Regions from separate parts of the Homo sapiens genome. Here all the other regions are linked to region 2. The links are chromatin contacts, found by Hi-C or POLR2A ChIA-PET in ENCODE. All regions are on one chromosome and are shown on one strand. Each heading gives the region's core, a stretch centred on a gene start or an enhancer-like site at or near the end of the contact. The rest is flanking DNA. Distances are from core to core; before and after follow the strand shown. Region 1 holds the start of CACUL1 (CDK2 associated cullin domain 1). Region 2 holds the start of EDRF1-DT (EDRF1 divergent transcript). Region 3 holds the start of NANOS1 (nanos C2HC-type zinc finger 1). Region 4 holds the start of FAM204A (family with sequence similarity 204 member A). Region 5 holds the start of BNIP3 (BCL2 interacting protein 3).

Region 1 (4,355 bases), core at 1,304-3,803, 7.0 Mb after region 2:
CCTTGGAGCAGGGCCCTCAAGAGGATGGAAGTTACATTGCTATGATTAGTACCAAGCCCATCAGTTCTAAATGTTTTCTAATTTCTATTATGATTTTATGACCCATGAGTTAATTGGAATAGTGGAAATATGGGGCTTGCCAGTTACCTTTTGGTTATTGATTTTTAACTTACCTATATAGTGACCAGAAAATGTGGTTACTATGATATAAATCCTTAGATATGTGGAGACTTGCTTTATGACACAGTATGTTCAATTTTTGTAAATGTTTAGCATATTCTTGATAGGAGTGTGTATTCTATGGTCATTAAGGCAATATTCTACACATATATATTAGATTAAGCTTGGTAATTGTGTTACTCAACTCTTCCAGTACCTTAAAGATTTTTTTGGTCCCCTCGGTCTATGTATTAGTTTCCTGTAATCAGTTGCTTAACAAATTATCACAATAGGTGGCTTAAAAAAACCGACATGAATTCTCAGTTCTGGCATCTAGAAGTCTGAAATCTACATGTTGGCAGGGTCACAATCCCTCCAGAGGCTCAAGAGGAAAATTTGTCTCTTCCAGCTTTGGGTGCTGTCAGCATTCCTTGACTTGGGAATGCCATCACTCCAATCTCTGCTTCTGTGGTTACATTACCTTCTCTTCTCTTCTACCTCTCTTTTATAAAGACACCTATCATTGGATTGATGGCCCACCTGGATAATCCAGGATGATCTTCTCATCTCAAGAACTTTAATTACATCTGCAAACGCCGTTTTTCCAAATAAGGTCATACTCGCAAGTTCTAGGAATTAGGATATGGACATATCTTGTGGGAGGCTGTATTCAACTCACTGCAATTAGAGAGGGAGTGAAAAATCACCTACTCTGATGGTAGATTTCTTTGTCTTCTTATACTTCTGTTCATTTTCGCTTCATATATTTTGTGGCCATATAGTCGCTATGATATAAATCCTTAGATATGTAAAGACTTGCTTTATGACACAGTATGTTAGAGACACTTTTTTGACTCTATCTTCCCTGTATATTGGACTTTTTTTTTAAATGTAAAGACCCTTCTTTATCCCATCGCACTCACCCAGCCATCTACCTAGAGTCTGTTGATGATAAACCATTAGTTGTTTGAAACAGAATTTGCCTTCCTTCTGCCTCTCTTTTTGCCACACATGTAATTCTAAGGTTTTATGTTTTCCCCTTCAGCATACCACTTAATTCTCTTTTTTTTTTTGGAGACAGTCTCACTCTGTCACCCAGGCTGGAGTGCAGTTGCGCGATCTCGGCTCACTGCAGCCTTGACCTCCAGGGCTCAAGTGATCCACCTAAGCCTCCAGAGTAGCTGGGACCACAGGCACACGCCACCATGCCAGGCTAATTTTGTTTTTAGAGGCGTGGTCTTGTTATGCTGGTCTGGCTGGTCTCGAATTCCTGGGCACAAGCGGGCCTCCCATCTCTGTCTCCTCAAGTGGTTGAATTACAGGCGTGAGCCACTGCGCCCAGCTCGCATTTTTTTTTTTTTTTTGAGATGGAGTCTCGCTCTGTTGCCCAGGCTGGAGTGCAGTGGCGCGATTTCGGCTCACTGCAACCTCTGCCTCCCGGGTTCAAGCAATTCTGCCTCAGCCTCCCGAGCAGCTAGCTGGGACAACAGGCACGTGCCACCACGCCCGGCTAACTTTTTTGTATTTTTAGTAGAAACGGGGTTTCCCGTGTTAGCCAGAATAGTGTCGATTTCCTGACCTCGTGATCCGCCCGCCTCAGCCTCCCAAAGTGCTGGGATTACAGGAGTAAGCCACCGCGCCCGGCCTGAGCCGGCATTTTTAAAAGTTGGGTTGCTGGCCTTAGTGCATACAAACGTAAAGGAATTTTAAAAACACATGAGTAACTCAAACGCATTTCTTTTTTGCGCCATCCTGCTATGTGTGATTCGGTTTTTATTCTCGATTTTGTGCGTGTGTGTCGCGACGGCTGGGGACCGACCCAAGAGCAGTCGGACCACGGGCCGCCCAGGGCGGTCTCATCCGTTTATAACCTGCGACCCCGGGGCCTCTTGTGGTCCCGTACCTCCGTCCCAAGCAAAAGCCGGGGCTCTCAGGCACTCAGAGGTGCGAAGGCCCCGTAGACTTGGAGGACGCGAGGAAAACACCTCCAATCACTCTGGCCAGTCCACAGCTACTGCCAAGACTGCTCCGCGCGCGTCCTCAGGAACCGGCGAGGGCCTCGTCGTCATGGTAACCAGATTGCGAACGCGCGTGCGCAAGACACACCTTTGTCACGTGAGGCCGGGCAGGGGGCGGGGCCGGCGAATGCCCGTCCCGACCCGTCGCGCCTCCCCTGTTAGCTCCCTGCCAGCCGAGGCGGGGCGAACCTCTGCCCTGTTGCGTGGGAGTGACTCACAGCTCCCGCCCCTTTTGGCTCCGCTTTCTCGCGGCCAGTCCCTCGCACCACGTGCCCTCCTGGCCGCGCCCCCAGCTGCCCTTTCCAACTGCCTGTTGGAAGCCGCTGTAAAACGTCGTGAGGAGCGCCGCTGCTTTACGGCTGCCTCTCCCAGACTAGAGCCCCGGAGCGCCCACCGCCGTCAGCCGCGTCTTCAAGCTAGTCGGCCCCGCGGAGAGCGAGAGACCCTGCGCACCGCAGCCCTCTCCGCTGCGCCCATTCCTGCCGCCGGCGATGTAACTCGGGGAGGCAGCGGTGCCCGCTGGCCCGGGGTTGAGACAGGCGGCAGGTGCCTGTGAGGCGGGCGGGTGCCGGGGGCCAGCAGGATGGAGGAAAGCATGGAAGAGGAGGAGGGGGGCAGCTACGAGGCGATGATGGACGACCAGAACCACAACAACTGGGAGGCTGCGGTGGACGGCTTCCGGCAGCCCCTGCCACCTCCGCCGCCCCCCTCGTCGATCCCGGCCCCTGCCCGAGAGCCTCCGGGGGGGCAGCTGCTGGCGGTGCCCGCGGTCTCCGTGGACAGGAAAGGCCCCAAGGAGGGGCTCCCGATGGGGCCGCAGCCACCGCCGGAGGCTAATGGGGTGATCATGATGTTGAAGAGCTGCGACGCGGCCGCCGCCGTGGCCAAGGCGGCCCCCGCCCCCACCGCCAGCTCCACCATCAACATCAACACCTCCACCTCCAAGTTCTGTGAGTCCAGCCTTTCCCTGCAGCCTTGGCTTTTCTCCACCTCACTCGGACGCCGAATCCACCCCCTCTTGGAGAAAGCTCCGCTTCCTTTGTTTCAGGCCTCGGTCTTTCCTCTTCTCCCCGTCCGCCTTCGCCTCCCTGCCTCCTTCCCCCTCACCGTCCCCTCCCCCTCATTTGGTGTCTGCGGCCAGCGCCTGAGCGGCCCTGGCTTCTTGTATTACCTGGCCTAGAGAGGCAGCCTGGTACACACGGAGCCCCAAGTTCGGTCAGTGCGATCCCTATCACAACTGGCAGTCTCTCAACATTGGGAAGCTCTTTTCGCACCCGTCTTCTCTTGAAGTTTCACCCTCAAAGTGAGGGGAAAATAAGGCTGCCTGAGTCTCGTTAGGGAAAGGCCTTCAGTCTTCTGCAGCCAGAGAGAGAAAAGAAATCTGGCAACTTGTGTTCTTGTGTTTTTGGCCAGGCTGTGTTAAACAAGTAAGGAATTTGAAAGTTGACCTATATCTACACCTTGTTCCTTCTCTACTGTGTTACACTTTTGCATCCTGCTAGGGAAATAATGAGTTGCTTTCCGATGCAGTGGCAGCTCCGACATCGTCTTGAAGCTAATAATGCATAAAATCACTTTTCAGAGCTTACACTCATAAGAATAAGCCTTTCAGGATGGGTTATGTCTTGTGTCCAAACCCAAGATTGGGTTGCATGTTGAACTTTATGTTAGTAGTCTGTCTTAACGCTCAATTGCACGCATTAAGATTTAAGACCAAAATCTGTTTTGTAATCCGAAACTGCCTCTGACCAGGATATATGTATGCTTCCATAGCTAGGAAAAGAATGTGCTTTTACTTTGGTTTGTGTGTATGTGTGCGTGGCGGTGGTGGTGGTGATAGGATGTTGAAAATGATTGTGACCATCACAGCCAGGTTTTTCTCTCCTATTATTAACTGCAAGTTTTGAGTGGCATCTGGTAAAGCAACTGGAGAGTTCATTTCTAGCTACTAATTTTATGAAGCTGTACTTGTCCAGTTAGCTGTGCAGAGAAAATATTTGCCTTGATGCAGATAGTCGGAATCTTACACACTGTGTGTGGGAACAGCGCGTAATTTTATTTGCCCCAAGATACTGCCTTAGTCAAAGACATTGATATGTACGTTTGGTAAGATTATATACGCTTTTTCTCCTTATTCATGATAATCATGTTTATATTGTATAGTTTGTGTGTTGAAGG
Region 2 (4,230 bases), core at 1,609-4,108:
GCAATATAATTAACAGTGCCTATCTCAAAGAGTTGTTGTGAGAATTAAATGAGATAAGCATATAAATACTTGCCACAGCATTTGTATAGAGTCAATATAATTATTCAAATTTCCTCACAACATTTAATTATGTTGACAAATCACAACTGATTAAGCCATTCTTTTAAAAAATGATATTTGGGTTATTCCCAACTTTTTGCTCCTATAAATGATGCTACAAACAAACAGCATTTTTGCAAATATAACTTTTATTTTCTGAGGCTTTAGGATAATTTCCAAAATACCAGCTCATAAAGTATTAGTGTATTTGTGCCTCTTGCTACAAGTTACATGGAAATATTTTAGATTGAGTTGCTGAGAAGGGGGAAGAAGAAAAGAGAACCCTACACATTAAATGTCCTACAGTATGTACATTAATACATTTTTCTCTATAAGACCTCAGGCTACTCTCTCAACTTTGAACACCATCAGTTCTGGTGTCAAAGTCAAGGTGTAGGTCACCCAACATGCTGGGTTTTTAAATCTGGCTTTTCCAGATCAACCTGCCACCATTTAATGAAAAACTCCACAGGAAAGATGAAGGAATGTTCAAGGTTTTCCTCCTCATGCACCAAGCTGATCCTTTGTATTCACATATCCAAAAGGTATGCAAATTGGCTAAAATGAAAGGGCTGATTGAACTTTGGCAGTCAAAACTCATCTTTGCTGATAACATGACGTAGACTTAAAAGAAGCATATGCAATTGATATTGTATGTATATCTTCATGTTTTAACATCATCTATTATCAGAATAAAAAGCCTTTGAAAATCAAATGTGATCTTTCTCTAAAGAGAAATCTCGACAAGTTAATAGGCATTACAAACTGAATTTAAAAGCAAATAAGAGTTTTAAGTGAGGGTGGAGGGGCAGGTAAAAATGCCACTGATTAATATTTACCTTGAAAATGGCTTGCTTTTCTTGCTGTTGCCAAGAATGGTAGTTCCTGCTGGCCCTAGTTTGGCACTCTCTCGTAACCAGTTGGCAGGTGGGAGTTTCAAGTCTGTTTTCTCTTCAAGGCGTGCAAATGCTGTTCGAGGAGGGGCAGAAGAGTATTTCACCACAGCTCGGCTCTTCACTTCATTGCCTCCAAGAAATAAAGCTGATCCCTAATTAACACATTGGGTGAAACTTTAATGAAAATTACTAAGAACGAAAAATCTCACCTTTATAAAAAGAAAACAAGAACCTGTCACACCAGGCTTCACAAGGAACGTATGCCACATGTTACTAACAGCACTTAATAAATTTGAGCATAAATGGTAACATTTACTTAGTTCTTTTACACCAACTTCAAAGAAAAAAGATGAGTCAAGGAGTATGATGGTTATGGTTATCAGCTAGAAAATGGACCACCCACATCTCTTTTAAAATGTATTCATGTAAAGTGGAGAAGCAGAAACCAAGGAGACTCAATGGTATCATGTTAACTAGATGCAAACTTTAGTAAAGCCTATTTTCAGTATTAAAGATGTATTTTAATTCTTTTTTTTTTTTTTTTTGAGACGCAGTCTTGCTTTGTCGCCCAGGCTAGGGTGCAGTGGAGCAATCATGGCTCACTGCAACCTCGGCTTCTGGGGTTTACGCCATTCTCCTGCCTCAGCCTCCCTAGTAGCTGGAATTACAGGCGTGCACTACCACGTCCGGCTAATTTTTGTATTTTTAGTAGAGACAGGGTTTTGCCATGTTGGCCAGGCTGGTCTCGAACTCCCCGACCTCAGGTGATCCACCCACCTCGGCCTCCCAAAGTGCTAGGATTACAGGCGTGAGCCACCGCGCCCGGCCAAAGATGTATTTTAATTTTAATAACACATCATTCATAAAATAGTCTGGTAGAACATTTGGGCTTTTTGTTTTAATGCAAATATTTAGTAATCGATGCATCGGTTCATGCATGCATGCATGGTTCAAATACTCTTGAGTCTCTAACTTCATAGAAAGGCATTGGGGGTTCGTTCCTCACAGCCTGCACTTGCACACTCCCAAAGCAAGTTCGGCGTCTGGGTTCAATATTCTAACCTTTCACGCAGTACCTCTTCTGCATGGCAAACATTTTACACCCTTTGTGAATTAGTTCGGTCTCATTCTCGGCGAGTCACTACCTGGCACCGTTTCTTCCCTCCTGCTTTGCACGACTGTGCCACGTTTTGGAACGACATATTTACATGTACCCTCCTTGAGAGGAAAGATCGTATCTAATTCACCTGTCGGCTACCAGAACTGCTTTTAATACGAATACCTGCCGACTGGAGCATGGACTTCAACTCCCTGTTTTGGGGGTGTCAGGGAAACATGGAGAAGCCTCCAGAATCTGCCGGGAACCGTGGCATCCCTCCCCGGTGGAGCGGGTCCTCCGCTCCCACATCCCTGGCAGGTCCCCCTCCGCGGAGGACTCACCTGTGCAGAAGATTCCTCGGATTCTCCCTGGGACAGGAGGCTGAGCCCTCCTCGAGCGGCGGCCCCGGCCGGCGGACCCTCGGCTCCGGCCTCCTTGGCATCCCCCATCACTTCGATCCAGGGCAGGCGATACGACGGGGGAGCGGAGGAGCAGCAGCAGCAACGCAGGCCCAAAGCAGGGTAAGCGCCAGAGACGCTCCGCGGACCGCACTTCCGGTCTCTGCCAGGAAGAAGTAGCTGTGACTCGCCATTAAATCTCGCGATCTTTGTCCCGAAGGCCCGGCCCCGCCTCCCGCTGCGGGTGCCACCTTCGCGGCCAGGGCGGGAATTGTAGTGCGCCTGCGCTTGTCCGAACCTCTTCGGGAGACTACTTCTCGCGGTATCTGACTCCTAGGCTCCGCCCTCTGCACGCCGCTCACGGTATCTGACGCTCAGGCTCCGCCCCCTGCATGTCTTTGTTGGCAAACAGTTCTGGGGGTCGTCCGATCCTGCAGGTAGTGTCCGCGTGGGAGGGGAGGTGCAGCCGTCAGCGCTGCCGGCGGCTCCCGTTACGTGAATTAGTGAGAGGTTCAAACTTCTTCCCCAGGCTTCAGTGTCACATCTTTTCACACGGGCACCCCGAGGGCCCGGACTGGAAAGGCGAGCCAGCCATCTCGAGACTGGGCGCTCCTGCCCGCCTTTTAGTGCCCATGTGGCCCCATCCTGGGTGTGGGAGCGGCGGGGCTTCCGGGGAGGGCGCTGGGACGCGCGGACGAGGCCCTCCCCGTTTAGGGAATGGGTGGCTTTCGGAGTCTTCTGGGGGCCCGGCATGCCCGCTGCTTGCGGGGCGTCCCAGGTGGTGCAGGACCCGTGAGACGCTGAACCTGGGGCCTCGTAACGCCTAGGTTTCCATTCGGGCGCTCTGGATGGGTCCGAGACTCGGCATTTCTCACAGGTTCCCAGGAAACGATGCCAGCGCTTTGAGTAGCGAAGAGGTGGAGAAATAGCCCGGGCCGTTTGCAAGCTTTGAAGGTCCAGGCTCTCTTTCACACTCCTCAGTGTCATCTCAAACTGTCAAACGCAGCCACATCCGTTATACAATACATGTTTTGTAGTAAAAGTGTTTTGTTGTGCCGTAAGATACAGAAAGTGTTTTTAAAAATTAACTTGGCTCTTGCAATTTGGCTGTCTCAATTTGTAATTCACGTTTGGCTCTTACAACTCACTGTCCTGTCCGTTTTCAGGAATGCTCCTGATGAGTAAGCATTCAACTCACAAATTGCTTTCAAATGTAACAAAACAATTTTATGAATTAAATTTAACAGGCCGGGCGCGGTGGCTCACGCCTTTAATCCCTGCACTTTGGGAGGCCGAGGTGGGCAGATTGCCTGAGGTCAGGAGATCGAGACCAGCCTGACGAACAGGGTGAAACCCCATCTCTACTAAAAATACAAAAATTAGCCAGATGTGGTGGTGGGCGCCTGTAATCCCAGCTACTAGGGAGGCTGAGGCAGGAGAATCGCTTGAACCTGGGAGGCAGAGGTTGCAGTGAGCAGAGATGGCAACACTGCGCTCCAGCCTGGGCGATAGTGAGACTCTGTCTTAAAAAAATAATAATAGTGAATTAAATTTAACAGTTAATTTGATATAATAGTGTATTTTGTAGACATTTACTTCAACATGTATTGATTTTGATTTTTATCATTTCATTTGAATATTGCAGCCAATAATTCTTTTTTGGTTTTTGCAAGTTATGCATTGTTTTTTATGGTGAAAAGTTGAACATAATATCTAACACTAGGAGGAGGATAGTCAA
Region 3 (4,252 bases), core at 1,232-3,731, 6.7 Mb after region 2:
TTAATGCGAAAGCAGTCTAACTTCTAGTAGCCTAGCTAAATCCTACTGGGAGCCTTATACACGTAGACTAAACTCTTGCTGGTATCTTCAGATAGTAATGCATTTGTGTATTTCAGATGAGTTCATCTTAATTCACTTCCATTTTTTGCCTTCTATTGCCTTGCTTGGCAGGTAGCTGCATTCCATAGTGTGGCATTCAGTATGGTGGATTTAAAAGTGAGGGTGGGAGGGTAAAGTAGGGGTTAGGAACTTTTGCCCAAGGATCAGGTTTAGTCTTGCTTATGGGTAAACTGGTGGGGTTCCGGAAACCGACATGGGTCTTCCAGTAGGAGTGGGAACACATGAAGGACCCCCAACAATTCCTTTAATTAGTGCTTATTCTAGTTTGAGCACTGCCTGTATTAAAGTCAGACGCAGCCCACGGTGGAACCTTCTTGAATACGAGTTAATACACGAATAGCTCAGAGCTAGAGATCCATCTTCTATTTGTTTGACAGGCAACAGCTGGAATGGGCTTTCCTCCACTAGGAACCCTGAAATTGAGTAATCTAGGGTGAATTAATACTGCTGTCTTCCCTTCCTCCCTTTGATCTTAATATCATAAACGTTTTTAAAGAACTGGAAGAGGGTGAGTGTGTAGAGAAAATGCCAAGTAGGAAAGTTACAGGTGAGATTAATGAATTCATACTGTTACTGTATAAATACACAATTTTTTTAAACAGCACCATTTCCAAGTTATACACAATATGATTATGACTTGGCACAACTTTTAAAGGTGGAAAAGGCTAGTTGCTAGTTCAGTAATAAAATACCTGGTACATAGAACGATAAGGAGCTGTATTCTACCTGCTACACATTGTGCATTTTACACCTCCAGCTAGGACAGAAACAAGCCACAAGCGGGGAATACCCGCCCAAATTAATACTGGAAAGTTTACAAAACCTTCACTTCTCATAAGGGTGATGCTACCAGCGGCTTGCTTCACCTGGAATTAGAGTAACTGATTTTTAAAGACAACTGAGAATATTAACTCGCTTCAAACAATAAAATAGTCATTTTGCCGACATTTCATAAAATCGCCAGTTTTAAGCTCAGTTCAGAGGCTTTTAAAAAAATATTCTAGACCTAGTAAAGTGCCTCCATTCATAAAATGAAACATCCAAGATTGAGACAATTTCATACTGATGCGCATCTAAAATAGGTCGACGTATACAGTAAATAAACAGCGCCTCTAAGTTGCCATATTTCAGTTAGTGGAATACACACCCAGCCTTCGCCGTTCTGGATGTGCAAACTAGAAACTGAAGACAAATGGGGATTTCAGCGTCTAGTCCCAATCGTTCAGCACGGAAGTACTCCACACGGTCGGCTGCTTTTCAAAAACCACCAGGACGACGTCCCATGTCGAGCCGACCGCTGAGCCGCACGCCTCCCCACGGCGGGGGCGAGATGGTGCGCAGACCTAGCGGTGCGAGGGGCGGCGGCGACCCTGGGCGGCCGGGAGCCCGGGCCTTCAGCGCAGCTTCTTGCCAGGCGGGCCGTCCCTGGCGCTGCGGGGCGGCGGGCGGGCGGGCGGCGGCGGCACTTTGGAGAGCGGGCAGTACTTGATGGTGTGCGCGTTGTCGCCGCTGGCGCCGCACAGGGGACACGTGTAGCGGCGCAGCACGGGACACAGCACTCGCCCGTCGGGGCCCTTGAGGATATGGGTGGTGTAGAGCGCCATCGCCTCCTTGTTGTTCCGGCAGAACACGCACACCTGCAGCTCGGGCTTCAGCAGCCGGGCGGCCGCCGCCCCGGAGGCCGCGTGCAGCCGGGGCTCGGCCGCCCACGCCGGGGCCCGCTCCTCGCGCGGCGTCGCCTCGCTGGTGGTGGTGGCGGCGGCGGCGGCGGCGGGCGCGCAGCCCAGCAGCACGGCGGCGGCACGACCCGCGAACGGGCTCAGCTCGGCGAAGCGCTCCTCCAGCAGCCCGGCCTCGGCGGGGCCCGCGCACAGCTCCAGCGCGCGCAATTCCAGCGCGCTCCCCAGGTAGCGGCCCCGGGACCCCGGCTCGTCGCTGTCGTCGTCGTCGTCCTCGTCGTAGTCGGGCGGCCCCAGCGCCGGCCCCAGCGCCCCAGGCCCGGCCCCCGTGTGGGGGGAGCAGCAGGACGACGAGGAGGAGGAGGGCGGGGAGCCGCCGCCGCCGTTCCCACCGCGGGCGCAGCCGAAGCGCGGCTCGCCGTCCACCGCTTTGGTGATGAGCGTGGCGAGCCCCAGGTAGTCGTTCCAGGAGCTGAAGGGCTGCGGGTGCGCCGGGCCCGGGGCGCTCACGTAGCGGGCGCTGGGCACGAGCGCCATGGGCGGGGGGGCGCGGCCGCGGCGGGGCGAGCGGGGCGCCCAGGGGAAAGCCTCCATGGGCGGGCTGCGGGCCGCGCGCCGCCTCCCCGCCGCCGGCGCGGGCCGGACGGAAGGGACACGCCGAGCCTGCCCGCCGGCCTGCCGCGGGGTGGGGCCGCCGCGCCGCCTTTTATCGGGCCCACTCCTCCCCGCCCCCCGGCCTCGCCGCCGCGGCCCTGCCCCCTGCGTTCCCCCGCCCCGGCCACCTCGCCCGCGCCCCGGACGGAGGCGGAGCGGAGGCGGGCTGGCTGTGTGCGCGCTCCGCTCCAGCCCGCGCGGCTCCCGCGCCCCGCGCGCTGCGCCAGCCTCGCCAGCTGTCGGGCGGCCTTCATTCCGGGAGGGGGCGGGCGAGGCGCCGCCTCGAGCCGTGGCGCTCATTGGCTGCAGACCAGAGCCCCCCGGCGCCTCGGGCGCCGCTCCGGACGCTGATTGGTGGGAACACGGGGAGGGGGCGTGTTCTCCGCGCAGCTGGGAGGTGAGGAGAAAGTAGGGGAGAGAAGGGCCGGGAAGGGAGGGCCGCTGGGGCCCGCATTCGAGCGCCGGGCCTGGGCTTGGAGCAGGTGACCAGGCCTGGGTCTCCTCGGCCTGGTGGTGAGGCCCCCCGAGGACAGGGGTCAGGGTGGCCACAGGTTTACGCCCCCACCTCCCAGCCTTTAATGGCCCTAGGCCCTAATCCTGAGAATCCCCGCTATCCACCCCCTTCTCACCAACATCAGCATGAAAAGCTGGACGCGTTGGAAGGATGCAGCTCTCCCATCACAGCCGCCCAACCAGCCAGTGGCTTCCGTTTGCACCGCGCGTTGGAGCGCTTTCCCCTGGGCGAAATCCATACAAACCCTGAGGTTCGGGGAGGCTGTGGTTCCTGCCGCGGTAAGAGCGGAGGGACGCAGGACTTTCCGGCTGCACGCAGCAGCCTTCCTCCCAACAGGTGCTCAGGGACTTCAGCCAATGGGTGGCCGATAGCCGGTTACTTAGGTCGGGGTTGGGGCTGGGCCGGAAAATCTCATGGCTGGAGAGCCTAGGACAGTGACTGGGATGTGTGTGTGTGTGTGTACCCCCTCGCCCCAGAGGCCTGAGTCAAAATGTGGGTTGTATGTGCAGTTTGAAAAACAACGTGTATTCAATGTTATATTTTGTCTTCCTTCCTTCCTTCCTTCCTTCCTTCCTTCCTTCCTTCCTTCCTTCCTTCCTTCCTTCTTTCCTTCCTTCTTTCCTTCCTTCCTTCCTTCCTTCTTTCCCTCCTTCCTTTTCTTTCTTTTTTTTTCTTTTCTTTCCGCATCCCGGGTTCAAGCAATTCTCCTGCCTCAGCCTTCCAAGCAGCTGGGATTACAGATGCCCGCCACCATGCCGGGCTAATTTTTTGTATTTTAGTAGAGACGGGGTTTCACTATGTTGGCCAGGCTTGTCTTGAACTCCAGACCTCGCGATCCGCCTGCCTTGGCCTCCCAAAGTGTTGGTGTTACAGGCGTGAGCCACCGCGTCTGGCCTCTTTCTTTCTTTCTCACTCTTTCTTTTTTCTTCTTGATTTTTCTTTTTTCTTTTTTTTTTTTCTTGAGACAGGGTCTCACTATGTTGCCTAGGCTGGTCTTGAACACCTGGCCTCAAGCGATCTTCCTGCCTTGGCCTCCCAAAGTGCTGGGATTACAGACATGAGCCACCACACCTGGCCTCAACATTATAATTAAATACTTTGAAATGAATAAAACATGTTGTGTAAAAGCCATGGAGAATAAGAGCCAGAAGATGAGTTTTGATTAGGAAGATGGCAGGTGGTCTTACACTTCCCAACTTTTTTAAAAATTGAAAGTAGGAAAGGCTTTAGATACTGAGGGCTCTTCTAGGATGAAACCTAGAACTGGGATCAGGAAAATGCCTCC
Region 4 (3,977 bases), core at 537-3,036, 7.4 Mb after region 2:
CCTCAAAAAAAAAAAAAAAAAAAACCTACTTTGCTGGCATCTTGATCTTGGACTTCCCAGCATCTAGAACTGTGAGAAATAAATTCCTGTTGCCTAAGCTACCTTGTCTGTAGTATTTTGCTATCCCCAGATGAAGAGCAATTAAGAAGCCTAATGCAGTTACAACAGCACTCTCAGGCACACCTTCTTGTTACCTGTTTAACTTTTTAAAGATTTGGATTCAAGGAAAATCCTACTGAGAAGCTGAACAGATTTGGCCAAAATAGTTTTACACAGATCCTTAACTCATTCAGCCTTGCTTCTACTCTAGAATCAGAGAATGTGAACAGGAAGAGGGACCTCGGCGATCCAAACTTGCTGATTCAGGTTTTACTATGATTCTGGGGTTATAGAAAACTGCTCTCTAAACTTGGCGCATCTTCTGGAAGATGTTGGAGGTGAGGTGGTTTAGTGGATAGTTAATAGGCTTAACCATCTGTTGATGTGAAATTGAGATATATTACTGAGTGCAATGCAAAATTTTATACACATTTAGCTTGCTTTGAAGAAAGACATTATTGGTAATGTTAACAGCAAAAAACAGCTGAGATTGAAAATTAGCGTGGGCTAGGTAACATGTTAAAGTCTTTATGTGTACAGTAGCCTCCCTTATCCGCAGGGAATACCTTCCAAGACTCCCCGGTAGATGCCTGAATCCTGGAATAATGGCGAACCCCACATATAGTTTTTCAATCTGATAACCAAGATGGCTACTAAGTGACTAAGAACCTGGTAGCCTAACAGCATGCATGGACAAAGCGATGATTCACACTGCAGATTTCATCAGGATATCCAGAATGGGCTTGCAATGAAACATTTGAATTGCTTATTTCTGGAATTTTTTACTTAATGTGTTTGGACCTTGGTTGACCCCAGGTAACTGAAATCAGGCTAAGAGAAGCCACAGATGAGGGAAGCCTACTGTATTTTCTTTTCTTTTCTTTTTTTGAAATAGGGTCTGGTTCTGTTGCCCAGGCTTTTCTTATATAATCATCACAAAATTAGCAAATAGGTACACTTAATGTTATTCTTATTATAAAACAGTATTTCGGAAAATGCAAATATTTCTAAAATAGCCCTATTCCCATCCCTATCCATAGGGTATTTTATCCTCTTCGCAGTGCTTTTCTCTCTCTTTTTTTTCCCCTTATTTTCTATGTTCCCCAAGCACCCCCTTCTGGGCATAACACAGTGCCTGCCACAAATAAGAAAAAAAGAAGTTCGGTAAACTTTTGGTCCAGTCAGTGAAGCACCTTGGACCCCATCACCAGACGGTAGGCGCCAAGAGAGCAAGAGTCAGCATGTTTTCTGCTAACCAGAGATTAGCACGATGCCTGGTACAAAGTAGGCGCCCAATAAATAGGTGAAGAAAGAAAAAAAATTAAAAAAAAGGAAGAGAGTGAGGGGAAAGGATGAATGAATGAAGACGTTTGCAGAGGGGCCTAGAAAGAAAGCACTCTGCAAGATTCTCCCTCCTGGTGGCATCAACTCTCAGTTCAAGGTCTATGTCAGCCCTTTCCTTGCCCAGACGCATTGGCCTACAGCAGGGAATGAAGAAAGAACAAAGTCTTTAAAAATGTTCAGAAGAAAGAGAAAACGGCAAGATAAAAGAGAGAAAAAAAAGAAAGAAAGGAACCACCTCCTTCGGGCGGACTAAAAAGGGAAGCCCCAGGAGGCCGGTTGCTAAGGCGACCCTAGGGCCAGAACGGCCCCAGCCCATTGGTTGAGACGCAGGAGCCAATGAGAAGGCGCGATGTTGACGGGGTCCTAAGATGGCTGCTGGGCGACCACTTCCTGACAGGTGAGTACGGCTTATGGAGGGTTGGTTACCCGCCGGTTCGGGCTCCGGCATGATGAGTCTGGGAGGGCCTCTTGTGGGCAGCCGAGGGAGGCGGCATGGGCGGCCTCATAGCTCCTCGGCCGAGCCTCCCGGAGCAGGCTAGAAAAGCCCCCGGCCCGGGGCCGCGGAAGCGACGGCGGGGCCGCCCTCAGCCTTCCTCGAAAGGGGCGTCGCAGCGGCCTCCCCAGCCTGTTATGTGGAGGGGGTTCTCCGTCCCACCCAGGTCAAAGTGAGAGGGGATTGAGGAGGCTGTCGATAGGGAAAACAGGCTCACGTTTACAGTTGCTGTATTCCGGAAAACAGCTCCAGTTAATGGGACTGCCAGCAGGCTAGACATCCTTCGCCGGAATGTGCAGCGCTTAGTTCTGTGCCCGGGAGGGGCTTCTCTCTCTTTTGGGATTGGAGTGTGGCATTGCCGCCAGAAAGCCTGCAGAATTCCGGGTTGTGCAGCCAAGCAGGAACGGTGTACCTTTCTAGACCCATCCTCTTGCAATCTTGGACCCTGTAAGTATTCTCACAGCGGAATCGACTTAAAATGAGCCTTGAACTGTTAACTTGGTTTATTGTCTTTCCATGCAGGATCTTGGGTCTGGGAAAATGTTTTCCAGGCCTCAAGTAAACGAACACTCTCTTTAATTAAAACAGTTGAATACATGCAAAATCTTGCTAAATAAGTAGTTTTTCTGGATTCGCTCTCAGGCCTGTAATTCAGTTGTCCTTTCTGTACCTTTTTTGAGAAAAGGAACACATTCATTTCATAAAAGTAAATAGGATATTTACGTTAATGTTGATGTTAACATGCTTGAAAATAGTAACTATTTTTAAGTCACAGACTCTGATTATGATGTAAATTACAATCTTCAGATTGTTAAATAATTGTGGCTTATAATTAGTATACAAGTGAAATTAATTTTAGATCAGACGAAGTTCAGGCTTCTGGAATTATTTCTAATCAAATACAAAATATAGGAAATAAGACAGCCTTATACGATGAAAATGGAATTTAAATTCTGGAATAGAGATGGAAAACATTTACCCATCGAGCTGCTCAAATATATCTTTTGGGTTTTGATTATAAGCAGCTGTCTGGTTGTCCAGAAAATATGACATTATTACTCAAACCTCTGACTGTGACTTTGACTTTGATGTATGCAACTTAGTATAGCATCTTGCATAGCTTTCTGTACTCAAAAAGTACAGAAAAAAATTCTTAACCAAATTTAACAAGTCTGTAATTATAGGCTAAGATCATTCTCAGCCCCAGTCGCAAATCCTTGTCCCCGCTTACAACTCTGCTCTGTAAAATTCATAATCTAAAGCCATGGGGCTATTTTTGTAAAACAAATGGATCAGAATGCATTAGGCAAGTCAGTTATCCCATCTGTAAATTGGGGGCGGGGCGGGTAGGGGAGGGGCTGATATAGATAGTAATTCCTAGTGGAAGGGTTGTTGTGAAGATTAGTGGAAAACCAAGGCCTGCCACACTGTTTGTATGCCATGTGCAGCAGTGACTTGCTTTGTTTCCCCTTTCTGGTTCTAGTGTTTCCTGTTGTAACTAGGGTTCCTTCCCCTTCTCAGTGTCCTGAAGTGTACAGAGTTTCTCTGAAAACATCCTCTTGGCTGAGTTGCTAGGTAGAGGAGAGAAACCTTATCTACTGGATACTGGGCTCTAATCAGGATTGCAGTGCTAGAGAGAATGGAGTGATACATCCAGGAGTGAGGTGACTCTGGGCATTTAGGGCACTTATAATATCAAAATCATAAAGAGGCATTTTAGAGCTGTAAGACATCTCAGAGATCATTTGATCAAACCTTTATTTTATAGCTTAAGAATGGAGGCCCAGACAAATGCAGTGGCTTTCTCCTAATTATGTTGCTCAGGACTAGAAACCATTTTCCAACTTTGAAGACTTTTTCCCCCTGTAACCAGTGCACAATCTAGAACGGTTTTTATTATAATTTGATTTCTCCCTGGCTGCTTTATTTTGAAAGATTGTGTCTACTCAACCTTATTTATGAATGTTTTTTTCTGATAAAAATCAGACCTATAACTACCAGTGAACCTCTGATTAACATGTGAAAAATAGTGCTTCACTAA
Region 5 (4,295 bases), core at 1,729-4,228, 6.3 Mb before region 2:
ATTGCTCTGATGATCGAAGGGAGGTGTTCCTATTTCTACTAATGCCTTAGGAGAAATGGACATTGCCATAAATGAAGAACAGACACATGCCCTCAAAGACACTGGTGCCACTCTTTTCGTCCACTTTAAGTTGTCTCCTTCCTTGGAGTAATGGAACTGTACAAACGGTAGGGTTATCTCATCAGCCTATCACTGGATACAAGTCCAAGCCCTTAGAATCCCAGGGCCCTCATTCTTTTCTTCATTCCCCCACCTCTCAGACATCTCTTAGGCAGACATTTTGTGTTGGAACGTCACAATGCATGCTTTCCTTCTCCCAAAAGGAAGAAATGGATTTAGGTTTAGAATGGAAGGAGCAAATGGAAAAACTACAGAATGAGAAATTACTGAAATTATAAAAATACAGATCAAACAACTTTTTTTTCAACTGGCACTAATGACACGGATGGCTTAGGGCAAGCTTTGTCAGACCACTTATGGTCAGAGTCTTCCACCGACATTAGTAAAATATATTCAGCCACTTTCATTAAAGTGGAAGTAAACCTGATTAATCCTTTACCCAATATCAGACAATATCCTCTAAGGCCTGAAGCAAATGAAGGAATAAGATCCGTAACAAAAGACTATATTAAAAGGGGTCTAATTATTCCTTGCGCCAGCATGTAATACTCCAATCCTTCTTGTAAGGAAGCCGAATGGGAAGAGCTGGTATTCTGTACAAGATTTGAGAACCGTCATCAACACTGTGATCCCCAGACATCTGGTAGTACCAAAGCCCCATCCTCTTTCGGCAGCTGGAAGTGAGACACTGTGACTCATTTATGTAGTGCCTTCTTTAGTATTCCAGTGGACCTAGAGTCAGTATTTGTTTGCTTTTACTTGGGATGACTGCGAGCATATCTGGCCTATCAGGAAATATTGCTGATGAAACTGCTGCCTCCATCACAGCCCAACAAAAAGCTACTGACTCACTGGCTAAGGCTGCACTGGACGACTGCATTGCTTTCGATTATTAGCTGAGCAAGCAAGTCTATGTATGGTGGCAAATACCTCTTGATGTGCATAAACCCTTTCCACGAAGTAGAAACTCATATGGGAAAAAGTACAAGCCACTAGGCTACACTATTCTGAACAATTCTCCATTTGATTTTCTTCGTAATACTTTTAGTTGACTCCCTCGAATAGGTTCCGTTTTTCATTCTGGCATACACATTCTCTTTTTCATTGTAATCCTTATGTGCACCGTACTTGGTAACATTTTTGTTTTAATAGAGATGGAGTCTTTCTGTGTTGCCAGGTTGGTCTTGAACTATCAGGCTCAAGTGACCCTCCTGCCTTGGGCTCCCCAAATGCTGGGATTACACACAAGAACCACTGCCTGGCCAGCACTACAGTTCTACTATCGAAATTATTAATGCTATGCTATGTATCTCTGGCGGTTTTTTTTTTTTTTTTTTTGAGACAGGGTCTCACACTGTTGCCCAGGCTGGAGGGTAGTGGCCTGATCATGGCTCACTGTAGCCCCTACCTCCTGGGCTCAAGGAATCCTCCCACAGCAGGTGCCACCATACCCAGCTAAGTTTTTTGTATTTTTTTAGGGGAGAGAAAGCGTTTCGCCATATTGCCCAGACTGGTCTCCAACTCCTGGGCTCCAGCGATCCTCCTGCCTCGGCCTCCCAAAGTGCTGAGATGAAAGACATGCGCCCCACACTGGCCTCTGGATGTTTGTTACTCCTGAGAAAACTAAAATCATGGCACTCCAAAGACTAGAGACGATTCAACAGGCAAGAGCAGGGATGAAATGCACGCAGCGACTGAGGTCTGGCTTCGCGGCTCTGTGACCCCGGTTCAGCTTCTGAGCGCCTGGTTCCTTGGCGGGACGCCTCCTCCTTTCCCGCAAGACCAGACACGACTGTCTGGGAAGCAGCGTTTCTGGGGCGCACCTTGACACTTGGATTTGGATCAACAATGCTTTCAAGAAGAAAGACTTTTGATCAAAAGCGGGAAATGAGAAAGCGACTTTCCTCTGAAAAGTGCCTCCCAGTCCCGAGGCTGCGAGGCCCCCACGCCAGGCTGGCTCCCACGGAAGCCGGGCACCCACCCGGCCCGACCAAGCGCCACTCCGCCCCGTGGACGGGGCGTCCCACCCCGGGGACGCCCGCCCCACACCGCGTTTGCACCCCGGAGGCCCCTTGCCGCAGAGGCGGACGGCGCGCCTCTCCCGGGCCCCTGGGGTCCGCGCCTCCCTCGGGCAGACTCTTTCGACTCTGCTCGAGCCTCCGCTTCTTCCTGCGGGCGGACGCCCCGGACACAACGGGCCCCGCTGTTCACGCAGGGGCGCCCCGGCGGGGCGGGCAAAGACCCGGGGACGCGGTCCCGTCCCGAGACGCTCAGCTCCGGCCCACCGCTCGCAGCTCCCGCCCCGGGCGCAGGTCCCGACCCCACGGGCCGTCTCGGAGCCGCAGCGGCCGCTTCCCTGCACGTCCTCACGCCCCCCGCACGGACGCCGCCAGCCCCGCGCCTCAGTTTCCCCACTAGCAGGATGGAAAGACGGGCCCCGCCCCGAAGCGTAGCGGCGTCTCCGTGGTAGCCAGTGCCCAGAGAGTCCGCCGGTCCCACCGCCCCTTCAAAGGAGAACCCGGCCCACCGCCCGCCGCGGCGGCGACCGCGCAGCCCACTCGTCACGCGGCCCGCGGCGTCCAGCCCGGGCCGGCTCACCTCAGGCGGTCGCTGCCGCCCTCGCGCCTGCGCGCCCCTCGCCCCGCCCCTCTCCCCGCCCGCGTCCCGCGCACCGCAGGCCTCTGCCCCTCGCCCACCGCAGGACCCGCCCCGCGCACGCGCCGCACGTGCCACACGCACCCCACGCCCCTGCGCACGCGCAGGCCCCAAGTCGCGGCCAATGGGCGACGCGGCCGCAGATCCGCCCGGCCCCGCCCTGCCCTGTGAGTTCCTCCGGCCGGGCTGCGGGGCTCCGCTCAGTCCGGGAGCGCAGCTGGGCCGCGGCGCTCCGACCTCCGCTTTCCCACCGCCCGCAGCTGAAGCACATCCCGCAGCCCGGCGCGGACTCCGATCGCCGCAGTTGCCCTCTGGCGCCATGTCGCAGAACGGAGCGCCCGGGATGCAGGAGGAGAGCCTGCAGGGTGAGGCGGAGGAGGCGGCGCGGGAGCCGAGGGGGCGCGGGGGGGAAGCCTGGGGAAGGCCAAGAGGGCGCCAAGGGGAGGTTGCCGGGGAGGCCTAGGGGGCATCGCGGGCCGGGCGAGGCTGCGCCATCCTCCCCTTCCGTACCCACCCCTCCTGCGGGCATGCGGAGCCCGGGGCGTGGGGACCCCGCGTACTGCCCGGGGTTCGCGGCCTCGCCACTCGGGCGGGGGTTGGCTTGGACCCGGGTCGGACCGCACGGGAAAGCCCCGATTCTCCAGCTCCGCGCGAGCTAGAATTCCACCTGGAGGTGAATCTGCGTCTCGCAGTTGGACCGAACAGCCTCAAAGTCCACGTTGCCCTCCGCGGTCTGTAGTTCAGACCAGTATTGGTTTTAATGACCAAACACCAAGGCGTGGCAAGTGGCCTGTTATGAGCTTTAATTTTGTTATTAATGTTTATATCCATGGTGACTGTTAGGATTTCCTCAAGGGTGAACGCGGAGATGGGAGGGGGTTACAGCGTTTTTAAAATATGGCATTAAATGGGCATGTTCCAATTTCACTAGAGGGTCGTTCCAAAACAAAGCTTTAAATGACTTACGGGTTAAGAAAACACAAGCAAAAGGACGCTGCCCGTGCAGCACTCAGTCGTTACAGCCTGCCTAATGCCCGAGTAGAGGCTCGCTGTGTGCCCTTGGCTAGATTCGCAAGACCATCCGTTCACGCAGCGGGAAACGCAGGCCCGGGGTGCAGGACTTGCCCCACGCACAGCCGGGTGGCGTGGAGACCCACCCCACCCGGTGGGTCCGCGTCAGAGTCCAGACGAGCCTTTGCTCAGGGAAGCGGGCACTGAAGCCGCCTTCCCAGGGTCCCTAGGGCCAAAGCCTCGGAGGAGGGACCTGGTGGCAGCTGACCTTTGTGTTCTTTGAAGCCAGAGTTTACTAAGCAAAATTAGCATGTAAATAAGCTTGGGAAAGGACTGCTGAAACCTCTGACAGTGAACTTTTAATCTTCATTGAGAGTTTTTAAAACCATATATTCACATAAATTTAGTGAGTTGCTAATTTTATTACAAAAAAAAAGATTTTACTAGGCAGGACTTAGTTACCGTAATATATTGAATAATATATATATATACATATGAACACTACAAGC

What was found. Hi-C counts contacts between places; a loop is a spot of excess contacts on that map. ChIA-PET counts read pairs that join two places held with the same protein, here RNA polymerase II (POLR2A). Pooled maps may share reads with other maps.
Region 1: a loop to region 2 is called in a map of naive thymus-derived CD4-positive, alpha-beta T cell, with 12 times the contacts of the local background. The contact joins the promoter of CACUL1 here to the promoter of EDRF1-DT in region 2. A Hi-C loop is called at or near these places in 2 of 168 maps with a recorded cell type or tissue (CD8-positive, alpha-beta T cell and naive thymus-derived CD4-positive, alpha-beta T cell), 1 of 37 single-sample maps with no recorded cell type and 9 of 50 pooled maps.
Region 3: a loop to region 2 is called in a pooled map, with 6 times the contacts of the local background. The contact joins the promoter of NANOS1 here to the promoter of EDRF1-DT in region 2. A Hi-C loop is called at or near these places in 2 of 37 single-sample maps with no recorded cell type and 5 of 50 pooled maps. POLR2A ChIA-PET finds 5 or more read pairs at or near these places in 1 of 52 experiments (activated CD4-positive, alpha-beta T cell).
Region 4: a loop to region 2 is called in a map of CD8-positive, alpha-beta T cell, with 31 times the contacts of the local background. The contact joins the promoter of FAM204A here to the promoter of EDRF1-DT in region 2. A Hi-C loop is called at or near these places in 2 of 168 maps with a recorded cell type or tissue (CD8-positive, alpha-beta T cell and naive thymus-derived CD4-positive, alpha-beta T cell) and 9 of 50 pooled maps.
Region 5: a loop to region 2 is called in a pooled map, with 22 times the contacts of the local background. The contact joins the promoter of BNIP3 here to the promoter of EDRF1-DT in region 2. A Hi-C loop is called at or near these places in 6 of 50 pooled maps.

The regions. Positions count from the first base shown.
Region 1 is chr10:118,753,168-118,757,522 of GRCh38, reverse strand. It overlaps CACUL1 (CDK2 associated cullin domain 1), which reads left to right and starts at 2,553. Exons shown (of 9, transcript NM_153810.5): 1 at 2,553-3,127. The coding sequence starts at 2,761. RefSeq lists enhancers at 2,192-2,486, 2,485-2,624.
Region 2 is chr10:125,718,121-125,722,350 of GRCh38, reverse strand. It overlaps EDRF1-DT (EDRF1 divergent transcript), which reads left to right and starts at 2,858. Exons shown (of 5, transcript NR_033847.1): 1 at 2,858-2,929. EDRF1 (erythroid differentiation regulatory factor 1) reads right to left here and starts at 2,642. Exons shown (of 25, transcript NM_001202438.2): 1 at 2,436-2,642; 2 at 939-1,147. The coding sequence starts at 2,543. RefSeq lists enhancers at 1,759-2,741, 2,857-2,936, 3,417-3,526.
Region 3 is chr10:119,027,943-119,032,194 of GRCh38, reverse strand. It overlaps NANOS1 (nanos C2HC-type zinc finger 1), which reads right to left and starts at 2,481. Exons shown (of 1, transcript NM_199461.4): 1 at 1-2,481. The coding sequence starts at 2,393. The coding sequence ends at 1,515. LINC03036 (long intergenic non-protein coding RNA 3036) reads left to right here and starts at 2,624. Exons shown (of 4, transcript NR_186540.1): 1 at 2,624-2,850. RefSeq lists silencers at 1,410-1,709, 2,080-2,289, 2,410-2,879 and an enhancer at 2,704-3,204.
Region 4 is chr10:118,340,133-118,344,109 of GRCh38, reverse strand. It overlaps FAM204A (family with sequence similarity 204 member A), which reads left to right and starts at 1,786. Exons shown (of 9, transcript NM_022063.3): 1 at 1,786-1,840; 2 at 2,183-2,383. RefSeq lists enhancers at 1,626-1,845, 1,482-1,981.
Region 5 is chr10:131,980,606-131,984,900 of GRCh38, reverse strand. It overlaps BNIP3 (BCL2 interacting protein 3), which reads left to right and starts at 2,978. Exons shown (of 6, transcript NM_004052.4): 1 at 2,978-3,140. The coding sequence starts at 3,095. RefSeq lists silencers at 2,308-2,427, 2,468-2,657, 2,708-3,007, 3,238-3,467 and an enhancer at 2,875-3,799.